Regions from separate parts of the Homo sapiens genome. Here region 2 is linked to region 1. A link is an interaction called in ENCODE POLR2A ChIA-PET data of the cell type or tissue named here. Cell type or tissue: CD4-positive, alpha-beta T cell. All regions are shown on one strand. Links, peaks and the distances in the headings refer to the core of each region. The heading gives the core; the rest is flanking DNA.

What was found. Peaks named below come from ENCODE experiments on the same cell type or tissue, not always from the same donor. Only the 100,000 strongest peaks of a DNase experiment are listed, where the experiment ranks them.
Region 2: POLR2A ChIA-PET joins it to region 1 with 5 read pairs; 1 of 35 experiments calls an interaction of 5 or more read pairs at or near these places.

Annotation. Positions count from the first base shown.
Region 1 is chr19:18,114,682-18,120,051 of GRCh38, reverse strand. All of the region lies in intron 3 of MAST3 (microtubule associated serine/threonine kinase 3), which reads right to left. Among named protein-coding and RNA genes, the nearest start is that of MAST3, 20 kb to the right of the region's middle. RefSeq lists enhancers at 1,744-1,793, 1,280-2,151 and a silencer at 1,884-2,343. In CD4-positive, alpha-beta T cell, for the core only: no CTCF peak of the experiment used is centred there; DNase peaks (open chromatin) are centred at 641 and 2,191; H3K4me3 peaks cover 2,366 bases; H3K27ac peaks cover 2,184 bases.
Region 2 is chr19:19,595,705-19,601,074 of GRCh38, reverse strand. It overlaps PBX4 (PBX homeobox 4), which reads left to right. Exons shown (of 8, transcript NM_025245.3): 2 at 1,710-1,783. Among named protein-coding and RNA genes, the nearest start is that of PBX4, 20 kb to the left of the region's middle. RefSeq lists a silencer at 18-67 and enhancers at 1,768-1,897, 2,198-2,307, 2,938-3,147. In CD4-positive, alpha-beta T cell, for the core only: no CTCF peak of the experiment used is centred there; DNase peaks (open chromatin) are centred at 2,164 and 2,984; H3K4me3 peaks cover 903 bases; H3K27ac peaks cover 4,119 bases.

The sequences.
Region 1 (5,370 bases), core at 90-5,089:
ACCTTGACAGAAGGAAGTTGGGAGCGACACCGTCCCCCGCCCCACCAGAGCAGTTGCCCAGCAACAGCTCTGCTCCACAAGAGCATCAGCCCACACACCCCAAGCCGCCAACGCAGCTCAGCGGCGGGAGAATCTCGCGGGGAGGGAGAGATGAAGTCTCGGGGCCTCCGAGGTGCAGAAATGGGGTCCCAGGCAGAATGCTCGGAGCAGGTCAATCCATGGGAGAACAAGCGTATGATCATCAAAGGACACAGGTGACAAGGTGGGCAGGGAGAAGAGGCCCAGCCTGTCTACGTCTCCACATGTGGCTGCCCCTTGAGCCTGTTTCCTCATCTCTACCTTGAAGGATGAAACCTACCACATCCAGTGCTCAGCTTTGGGTCGGACTCGGGTACATACACTGTTGTCTTTGCCTAGACAATGCTCACAGGGCCTGGCTCACGCCGGGAGGGCAGCCAGTGCCTCCTGAGTGAATTACATCCCCAACATCTGCCAATTCCAACAAGCCCCAGAGTTGGGAATGACCAGCTGAGCCCATTTTCCAGACTGGGAAACTGAAGCCACAGATGTCAACAGTCACAGTGATTGTCTCCCAGCCTGAGCTGCAGAAGCAAAAGTGAAACCCACAGGTTTCTGCAAAACTTCCTGCCAACCCCTCAATGCACGCTCACCTGGCTGTCTCCACATCCTCTCCCAGCCCCTCACCTGGTTCCTCGCCCCCACACTGCACCACCAGCACCCTCCCTCCCCGATCCTGCTGTATCACTTGCTGCTTCCAAAAGCATTTGGGAAAAACACTTCGTTGCCCTCCCTCCTGTTCTTGGGCGAGGTCTTCTTGAAAACACGGCCAAATGTGAGGCCTCAAAGGAGAACTAAGCATCATCTGTTCACTTCCCAAGCATCTATGCAGGGCCGACTGTTTGTTCAACTCTTCCTGGAGGAGATCCAGGACCTCGAGAAGTTGCCATTTGAGAACGATCCTCTCTTGGTACCCAGGACACAACAGAGAGAATGTGGCAGAAAGCAGGGGCCTGAAGCCAGCCTCCTGCACCTCATCCCTCTGGCACCCATATTCCCCCTCCAATGCTCCCCACGATCTTGGAGGTAAGTTTAAGCCCTGGACTCAGCATTCAAGGTCTTTCGGTAGCTGGTCCCACCGCCCAGACTTTGCCCCAGTCCAGCACCAATGAGAAACCCAAGCACAGAGAGGTTAAGGAGCTACTTGAGGTCACACAGCCTGGTAGTGGCTGAGTCGAAATTTGAACCCAGGTCTGGTAGAATCCACAGCCCTCACTTATCCTCTCTGCTTTTCAAAAGGGGAAACTGAGACTCCAAGAGCGGTGAGGCTTTGGCGGGGGTTAACCCCAACTATCTGGACTCCTGACACCCCACCCAAATGCCAGCCTCGTGCAGTAAATATTTGCTTCTGAGCCAACATTTCTGCTGAATGGACCCCCAGCGGCAGATCAGCCTCAGTTTTTCCAAGAAGTTCCTCCCTGGTTCTGCCCAGCCCTGGACACCCGGGTTCAAATCCTAGCTCAATCTCAACTCACTCCTGTCTGTCACCACCCCAGCTGCGACGCTGGCGGACAGACACCCCAGTCCAGGGAACGAGGGGCGAAAGGAGGGTGCCAGGGACCCCAGGGGACACCTCGATCCACAGGCGTCCTCCCCCCTTCCCACTGCTGCCACAGACAGACGCTCGCCGTGGTCCGCGCCACGCGGCCAGGACACACTTCTGGCAACTCCTGTTTGCTCGGCTGGCCGCCGAGCCTTCGCCGGCGCCGTGCCCCCTACCTCTTGGAGCGCTGCAGCAGCGCGCCTTTTGCCAGGCGGCTCCGATGGCCGGGAGCCGCCACCGCCGTCCAGTAGCTGGGGTCGGACATGCTGCTTCCCTTTGTGCCGCCGCAGCCGCCCGAGGCCGGGAAGGGAGGCCTCGGCGGTGGGATCGGCCCCAGGAGCCCCGCGGAGCCGGACAGGGAGGGGGGCGCACGGGGCTGCGGGGATGGGGGGGCGGCGAGAAGGAAGCGCGCGCCCCCGAGCGCGACTGGAACTCCGCCCAGGCGAGTGCGGGGGCGGGGCCGTTGGGGGCGGGGCCTGTCGGGAGGCGGAGCGAGCGACGCGGAAGCGAGGCCGGCGGACCCGCGTGCCGGCGAGTGGGCGGGGCGCTGCCATGGCCGCGGGCGGAGAGGCGGAGCGTTGCTAGGGCCGCGGGCGGCTGAGGCCGGGCGTTGCTACGACCGCGGGCGGCGGGGGCGGGGCGTTGGCAGCACCTTAACCTCGAGCTAGGGGCAGGCATTTTGGCTCCTTTCTGCTAAAATGTAAATCTAATCGCTCCCTCCATCTTTTTCCTCTCTCCCAGAGCACTGACCCCTTCTCAGTGCGGCACCCAAGACCCACCCCAGCGTCCTGGCCGGCTCATGCTACCACGCCCACCCTGGCCCCACTGCTTGGAATCTAGCCTGGCAAAACTGCGTCCTCTCCTCTGAAAAACCCGCTTTCCTGTCTGTCCGGCTATGTCTTCCCCAGGCTGGGGGCTCCTTAGGGTCCCAGCAGCTCCCAGCACCGGACTGGCATAGAGGGTGTGTTTGGCAAATTGAGTCGGGGCGTCTGACATGCTCTGTCTGTGTGTGGCGGGAAAGGCCATCAGCCCTGCCTCAGTTAGGAAGCAGCCACCTGATTGAACTCCAGCCTCAGTCTCCTCAACTGTGAAATTGGAGGAAAACTGAACTGACATGAGAATTACACAAATCAGATGTAAGGGGGCGCTTCCAAGGGCACCTGGTATATGTTCCATATCTATATATAATTTATCTCTATAAACGATAGCATCAGGCTAACTTCCAGGCCTCTGTTTCCCCATGCGTAACATCCCCCATACTGAAAACAGAATAAAATCTGAGACACAGAGCCTGGAACAGGGCTGAGGGTACAATATGTGTTCACTATGGAAGCAGAAGTGTCTCCCACCGTAAGGACTGAATTAATGCTTCCTCCTGTCATGACAGCCCAGGCAAGTCAGGGGCAGTGTCATCATGAGGGATGCCCCTTCCTGGGCCACAGGACACTTTGGGACCCAGTCCAGGCCCAATGCTGGGGCCCAGGCTTCATAGCTAAAGAGACAAATTTTTTTTTTTTGAGACAGAGTTTCGCTCTCGTTGCCCAGGCTGGAATGCAATGGCGCAGTCTCAGCTTACTGCAGCCTCCGCCTCCTGGGTTCAAACGATTCTCCTGTCTCAGCCTCCCGAGAAGCTGGGATTACAGGTGTTGCACCACCACGCCCAGCTAATTTTTTTGTATTTTTAGTAGAGACGGAGTTTCACCATGTTGGCCAGGCTCGTCTCAAACTCCTGACCTCAGGTGATCCTCCCGCCTTGGCCTCCCAAAGTGCCGGGATTACAGGCGTGAGCCACCTTGCCCAGCCAACAGGAAACAATTCAATGAGCAAGATAATTTCGGCTGGGCGTGGTGGCTCACGCCTGTAATCCCAGCACTTTGGGAGGCCGAAGCGGGCGGATCACCTGAGGTCAGGAGTTTGAGACCAGCCTGGCCAACAAGGTGAAACCCAGTCTCTACTAAAAAAAATACAAAATTAGCTGGGCGTGGTGGCACGTCCCTATAATCCCAACTACTTGGGAGGCTGAGGCAGGAGAATCGCTTGAACCCAGGAGGCGGAGGTTGCAGTGAGCTGAGATAGCACCATTGCACTCCATCCTGGGCAACAAGAGCGAAACTCTGTCTCAAAAAAATAAAAAAAAATAAAAAATAAAAGAAATAAAAGTACAAAAGAAATAGCTGGGCATGGTGGTGCATGCCTGTATTCCCAGCTGCTCTGGAGGCTGAGGTGGTAGAATCACTTGTACCCGGGAGGTGGAGGTTGCAGTGGGCCGAGATCACACCAATGCACTCCAGCCTGGGTGATAGAGCGAGACTCCGTCTCAAAAAAAAAAAAAAAAAAAAAGATAATTTCAAATACCAAGGCTGAGAAGGGAAGAGAAAGGAGAGAACACTGCAAGGGGCGACTTTAGCCAGGAGGCCTCTCAGAGGAGGTAATGCTGCAGCCAGCCAGAAATGGAGGAGGAAGGAGCTGGCTATGCAGAAAGCGTGTCCCAGGCAAAGGGCACAACTCTCTGAGGCAGCACTGAGGGCAAAATGCCAGCGGGGCTGACCACATAAGCCTTGTGGGCTGCAGGGAGGAGTGCAATTGTATTGTAGGAGCAATGGGGAGCCATGGAGGGTGCTTGAGCAGAGAAAGGGTATGATGTGGACTACGTTTGTAAACCCCCTTGTGTCTGCTATGGGGAGCAGACTGCTGGGGGACAGGAATGAAGGTAGCAGGAGGCCAGTAAGGGTCTGGGACGGTGTCTGGGAGGGGAATATTGAAGCTGTGGAGAAAAGTGGGTGGATTTGGGACTTGTTTTGAGACCAGGGGAGATGGTGGTTTTGAGACCACCAGAGATGGTGATGAGTATGGGAGTGGTCACCTATGACCCCCAGGTATGCAGCCCAAGCCTCATGCGGGGTGCAGATTCTCTTGAGTCTGGGGACCCAAGTGGGGATGGGGCCACAGTCTCCACTTGCTGTCACTACGTGCTGAGCCACCCCATATGCACGGGGACACACCTTTGCACACACTCGGTAAAGGCGCTGCCCCCTCGTCCCCAGCCACAGCTACACCCAGTAACACCTACACACCCCCTATTACATACACCCACTGCCCTGACATCTGTAGCAGGGAGAGAACCTTCTCCCATGCTCATTTGTCCTCAGTTTCCCCCTCTGCAAAACAGGGCTGCAGCTGACAATCCAGAGGGCCTGCTGCCACGGTGAAGGCCTTCCATGAAAGGCTGGCTGAGCCACTGATCTCTGGTGTCGGCCCACTGCTCCCCAGATCATGCCCTTCCCCCTGCTCACAAACCCTCCATGGCTCCCTATTGCTCTCACAGCAAAACAAAACTGCATTCCTGGGTGAATCCCTCTCCCAGGGGTCATATCCTAGCCCTGTCCCTGACAAACTCTGTGACATTGGCATTTGACTCTCCCTGCATGTGCTGTGACTGTAAATGCCAAAGTCTCAGGTAGATATACAGACACCCCCGTTCAACGGTCCCTTTTTAGTGGGACTACCCCAGCGCTTCCCACCTGCCCATATATCTGTGCCGCTCCCAGCACCACACTCTATGGCTCCTAGTGCCCTAGGTAGAAAATCCACATTCTTCCTGCCCTTGGGATTTGAGGCTCCAGAAGGAAAGTGTCTCTGACGATGCTGTTGCTGCCTGGAACAGCCACTTTGCCTATGAGCGCCCAACTCATGGCCTTCTTCAACAACACCCCCAACCCCCAATGCTATCACTACCACAAGGACAGCCC
Region 2 (5,370 bases), core at 270-5,269, 1.5 Mb before region 1:
GTGTCTCACTCCCTCCCTCTTAACTGCCACATGTGTAAAAACCTTACCTGTCTGTGTCTCTGATGCCAGAATGGTGTGTGGCACATAGTAGGTACTCAGTAAACACCTGCCAAGTGACACTGGAAGAGGATGATTGGTGCTTCTGCTTAGGCACCAGGATACACCACTGCAGGACCATAGTGTGAACACAGATTTCAAGTTGTTGGACCTTGATATTTCATAGTTCTTTTTTTTTCTTTCTTTTTTTTTTTTTTTTTTGAGATGGAGTCTCTCTCTGTTGCCCAGGCTGGAGTTCACTGGTGCGATCTCAGCTCACTGCAACCTCTGCCTCCCTGGTTCAAGCAATTCTCCTGTGTCAGCCTCCCGAGTAGCTGGGATTACAGGTGTGCACCACCACGCCCAGCTTTTTTGTACTTTTAGTAGAGACGGGGTTTCACCATGTTGGCCAGGCTGGTCTCAAATTCCTGACCTCAGGCGATCCATCCGCCTCGGCCGCCCAAAGTGCTGGGATTACAGGCATGAGCCACTGCCTCTGGCCTTTTTTTTTTTTTCTTAATGACAAGGCCTCTGTTATGCTGGCTGGAGTACAGTGGCATGTTCATAGCTCACTACAGCCTCTAACTCATGGTCTCAAGCCATCCTCCTGTCTCAGCCTCCTGAGGGATTGGGACTACAGGCATACCACCATGCCCAGCTAATTTTTAAATTTTTGAAGAGAATGGGTCTCACCATGTTGCCCAGGCCGATCTTAAATTTCTGGGCTCAAGTGGTCCTCCTGCCTTGGCCTCCCAAAGCGTTGAGATTACAGACATGAGCCACTAATGCCTTACCATAGTTTTTGATGAGTTATTTGCATTGTTTAAACTTTTGCATATAGTGGGAAATGTTTTGAATATTTGTATATTGCTTTACATTATTATTATTATTATTATTGAGACAGAGTCTCACTCTATTGCCTGGGCTGGAGTACAGTGGCACAATCTTGGCTCACTGCAACCTCTGCCTCCAAGGTTTAAGCATTTCTCCTGCCTCACCCACCTGAGTAGCTGGGATTACAGGTGCATGACACTGTTCCTGGCGAATTTTTTTTTTTTTTTTTTTTGAGATGGAGTCTCACTCTGTCACTTAGGCTGGAGTGCAGTGGCCTGATCTCGGCTCACTGCAACCTCTGCCTCCCGGGTCTAAGCAATTCTCCTGCCTCAGCCTCCTGAGTAACTGGGATTACAGGTGGGCACCACCATGCCCAACTAATTTTTGTATTTTTAGTAGAGACAGGGTTTCACCATGCTGGCCAGGCTGGTCTCGAACTCCTGACCTCAGGCAATCCGCCTGCCTTGGCCTCCCAAAGTTCTGGGATTATAGGCATGAGCCACTGTGCCTGGCCAAGTTTTGTATTTTTAATAGAGATAGGGTTTCACCATGCTGGCCAGGCTGGTCTCAAACTCCTGACCTCAAGTGATCCACCTGCCTCGACCTCCCAAAGTGCTGGGATTACAGGCGTGAGCCACCACGGCTGGCCTTTATATTGATTTTGTGCAAATCAAATTCACATGAAATATGATTGTACTGCATTTTCATAAGGCGACTTATCTACAGTCAGAGTGGCAGATCTCGTTTGGTTTGATTTCTCAGTATGGAAGATCTTTACTCTTGGGGACAAGATGATGACTATTCTTTTCTCACACCCTCCTCTGTCACCTCCCTTTCAGAAAGCATGCTCTGAATTGCCATCGGATGAAGCCTGCTCTGTTCAGCGTGCTCTGTGAGATCAAGGAAAAGACAGGTAGGCTGTTTAGAAGACACTTTCTGGCCGAGCGTGGTGGCTCATGCCTGTAATCCCAGCACATTGGGAGGCGGAGGCGGGCAGATCACCTGAGGCTGGATTCCAGACCAGCCTGACCAACATGGAGAAACCCTGTCTCTATTAAAAATACAAAAATTAGCCAGGCGTGGTGACGCATGCCGGTAATCCCAGCTACTCGGGGGGCTAAGGTAGGAGAATCGCTTGAACCTGGGAGGTGGAGGTTGCGGTGAGCCAAGATCGCGCCATTGCACTCCAGCCTGGGCAACAAGAGTGTGCGGTGAGCCAAGATCACGCCATTGCACTCCAGCCTGGGCAACAAGAGTGAAATTCTGTCTCAAAAAAAAAAAAAAAAAAAAAGGCACTTCCTGTGTGTGACTAGAGCTGCGGCAGCACACCTCTGATCTTGTCTCAGCCCTTATGTGCATGGTGGGCCGTTTTGCTCATCCCTTCTGTCTCGCAGAAGACGGCTAGGATGTTTTCTTTCTGCCTTATCATTGCCCTGGTTTCCAGTATGCACACTGATTTATTTTGTAGTTTATAACTGAGAAATACTGTTGCAAATCAGTAACAAGCAGCTGCATTCTAGGTCGAAGACCTAAGAGGTGCTTAGCATTCAGTCATATAGAAAAAGGAAAAATGACAGACTTAGGGAAATTGAATAAGAACAGTTTTGTCGGCTGGGCACAGTGGCTCATACCTGTAGTCCCAGTACTTTGGGAGGCCGAGGCAGGTGGATCACGAGGTCAGGTGTTCAAGACCAGCCTGGCCAAGATGGTGAAACCCCCATCTCTACTAAAAATACAAAATTAGCCAGGCATGGTGGCACATGCCTGTAATCCCAGCTACTTGGGAGGCTGAGGCAGGAGAATCACTTGAACCCAGGAGGTGGAGGTTGCAGTGAGCCGAGATCGCGCCATTGCACTCCAGCCTGGGCAAGAAGAGTAAGACTCCGTCTCAAAAAAAAAAAAAAAAAGGAAAGAAAAGAAAAAGAAAAGTTGAAAAAATAGTACAGAGAGTTCTCGTATCTCCTTCTCCGGGCTTCCTGTCTCGTCAACACCTTCAGAGCCATAGTACAAATATGGAAACCAGGAAATTACGCTGAGTACAATGATCTTTAACTGAACTACAGACCTCATTTGGAGTTCCCCAGTTTTTGCCCTAATGCCCTTTTCTGCCCTGAATCCCACGTTGTATTTAGTCATCATGTCTCTTTGGTCTCCTGTGATCTGTGACCTTGTCATCCATGAATGACGCTGACCATTTTAAGAAGCGCTCAGTCATTTTGTAGAACATCCCTCAGTGCGGTTTGTCTGATGTTTCCTCTAGATTGGACTGAAGTTGTGCATCTGTGGCCAGAGTCCCACAGAGGCAATGTGTGTGTCCTCAGCACATTGTGTCAGGGAAAACATGCTGTCAATATGTCCTGTCACTGCTACCATTGACCTTGATCACTTGGTCAAGGTTAATAACAATTTGAAAGTAGCTTATAAGTGGGGCCACCAAATAAGATGAAGATATTTAAACCAAGGGTCATCTGCACAACGTGTCACTTGATTTCTTAGAGTGAGTTGGTCTCTTGAGGTCAATTATTTGAATTTTGTGTGTCACTTTGGAGCATAGCACTTCATATTTGCTGAGGCTTGTGGAAAGTGTGTGTATATGTTGTACAAAAGTGTGCTTCTTTCTGAACACTGTTTTGGTGCAAGATTGATGTGTACTTGACATATATAGTAGTTGAGAACAGCAAGAGGGTCTGAATTCTGCCTCCACCTCTGGCTGCATGACCCTGGTCCTTGGCTGAACCTTTCTCTGTTCCTGGTCCTCCTCTGATTTGTGGGGCAATAATAATACTTAGCTCATGGTTACTGAGGACTGTTGAGGGCTGTGTGAATTCATATATGTAAGGCTGTGGGCATGGTGCCCAGCCTTCAGAAGAGATCTGGTGACTAAAGGAGAAATTCAAGTTTAAATCTACATTTAAGTTTCGCCTAAATGCTATGAGGACATGATGTCCCTAACCCTCCCCAGTGTAAATTTATTTTTATTTTTATTTTTTGGAGATGGAGTTTCACTCTTATTGCCCAGGCTGGAGTGCAATGGCACGATCTTGGCTCACTGCAATCTCCGCCTTCCAGGTTCAAGCAATTCTCCTGCCTCAGCCTCTGAGTAGCCGGGATTACAGGCGCCTGCCACCACACCCAGCTAATTTTTTGTATTTTTTATTAAAGATGGGGTTTCACCATGTTGGCCAGGCTGGTCTTGAACTCCTGACCTCAGGTGATCCGCCTGCCTGTCTGCCTCCCAAAGTGCTGGGATTACAGGCGTGAGCCATCACACCTGGCCTTTTTTTTTTTTTTTTGGAGACAGGGTCTCACTCTGTCACCCAGGCTGGAGGGCAGTGACATAATCTTGGCTCACTTCAGCCTCCTGGGTGGGTGATCCTCACACCCCATCCTCCCAAGTAGCTGGGACTACAGGCACGAGCCACGTTGCCCAGCTAATTTTTGTATTTTTTGTAGAGAGAGGGTTTTGTCATGTTGCCCAGGCTGGTCTCAAACTCCTGGCCTCCCAAAATGCTGGGATTATGTGTGTGAGCCACTGTGCCCAACCAGGCTCATATTCTGTTCTGCCTCTGCCTGCTTCACCCAATTCTCTAAGGAGCCCTGATTCCTTTCAGAGTAAATCTTGGCCTTTGATGTGCTCATTGCTGTTGGGGTGTTGCTGCTCTTGGACACTCTTAGGACACAGAGCTAAGGAATATTTGTGGGTTATTACAGATGCGTGTGTACACACACACACGTGCGCACACATTCACATCTGTTTTCCTATGTTTTTATATATTAAAAACCATGAGTTCATTATGATATCTTTATTTTTGTTTGTTTATTTATTTATTTATTTATTTATTCTCACTCTGTTGCCCAGCCTGGAGTGCAGTGGTGCAATCTCAGCCTCCCAGGTTCAAGCATTTCTCCTGCCTCAGCCTCTGAGTAGCTGGGATTATGGTGTGCACCACCACGCCTGGCTAATTTTGTATTTTTAGTAGAGACAGGGTTTCATCATGTTGGCCAGACTCGTCTCAAACTCCTGACCTCAAGTGACCTGCCCGCCTCAGCCTCCCAAAGTGCTGGGATTAGAGATGTGATCCACCGCACCCAGCTTATTTTTATTTTTGAGACAGGGTCTCACTCTGTCACCAGGCTGGAATGCAGTGGTGAAGTCACAGCTCATTGCAGCCTCAACCTCCTGGGCTCAAGCAATACTCCCACCTTGGCCTCCCAAAGTGCTGGGATTACATGCATGAGCCACTGTACCTGGCCCACTCCAATATCTTTAATTCTAGTTCACCACAGGGTTCCCACTATTTTTCTCTCTTCCCAGGTTTGTGACTCCTTCCTCCAACAGTGAGAGCCTGCTCCTGTTGTCCTCAGTACTTTTGCTTGTGTAATCAATCTCCCACCTCCTTCACCCCCAAGTATACTTAATCCCCCAGCCAAGCAGACCCCTCCTTGTCCCCACCCCCCAGCAGACTGCTGCTGCTGACAGCCCCCACATGATATGCCCCC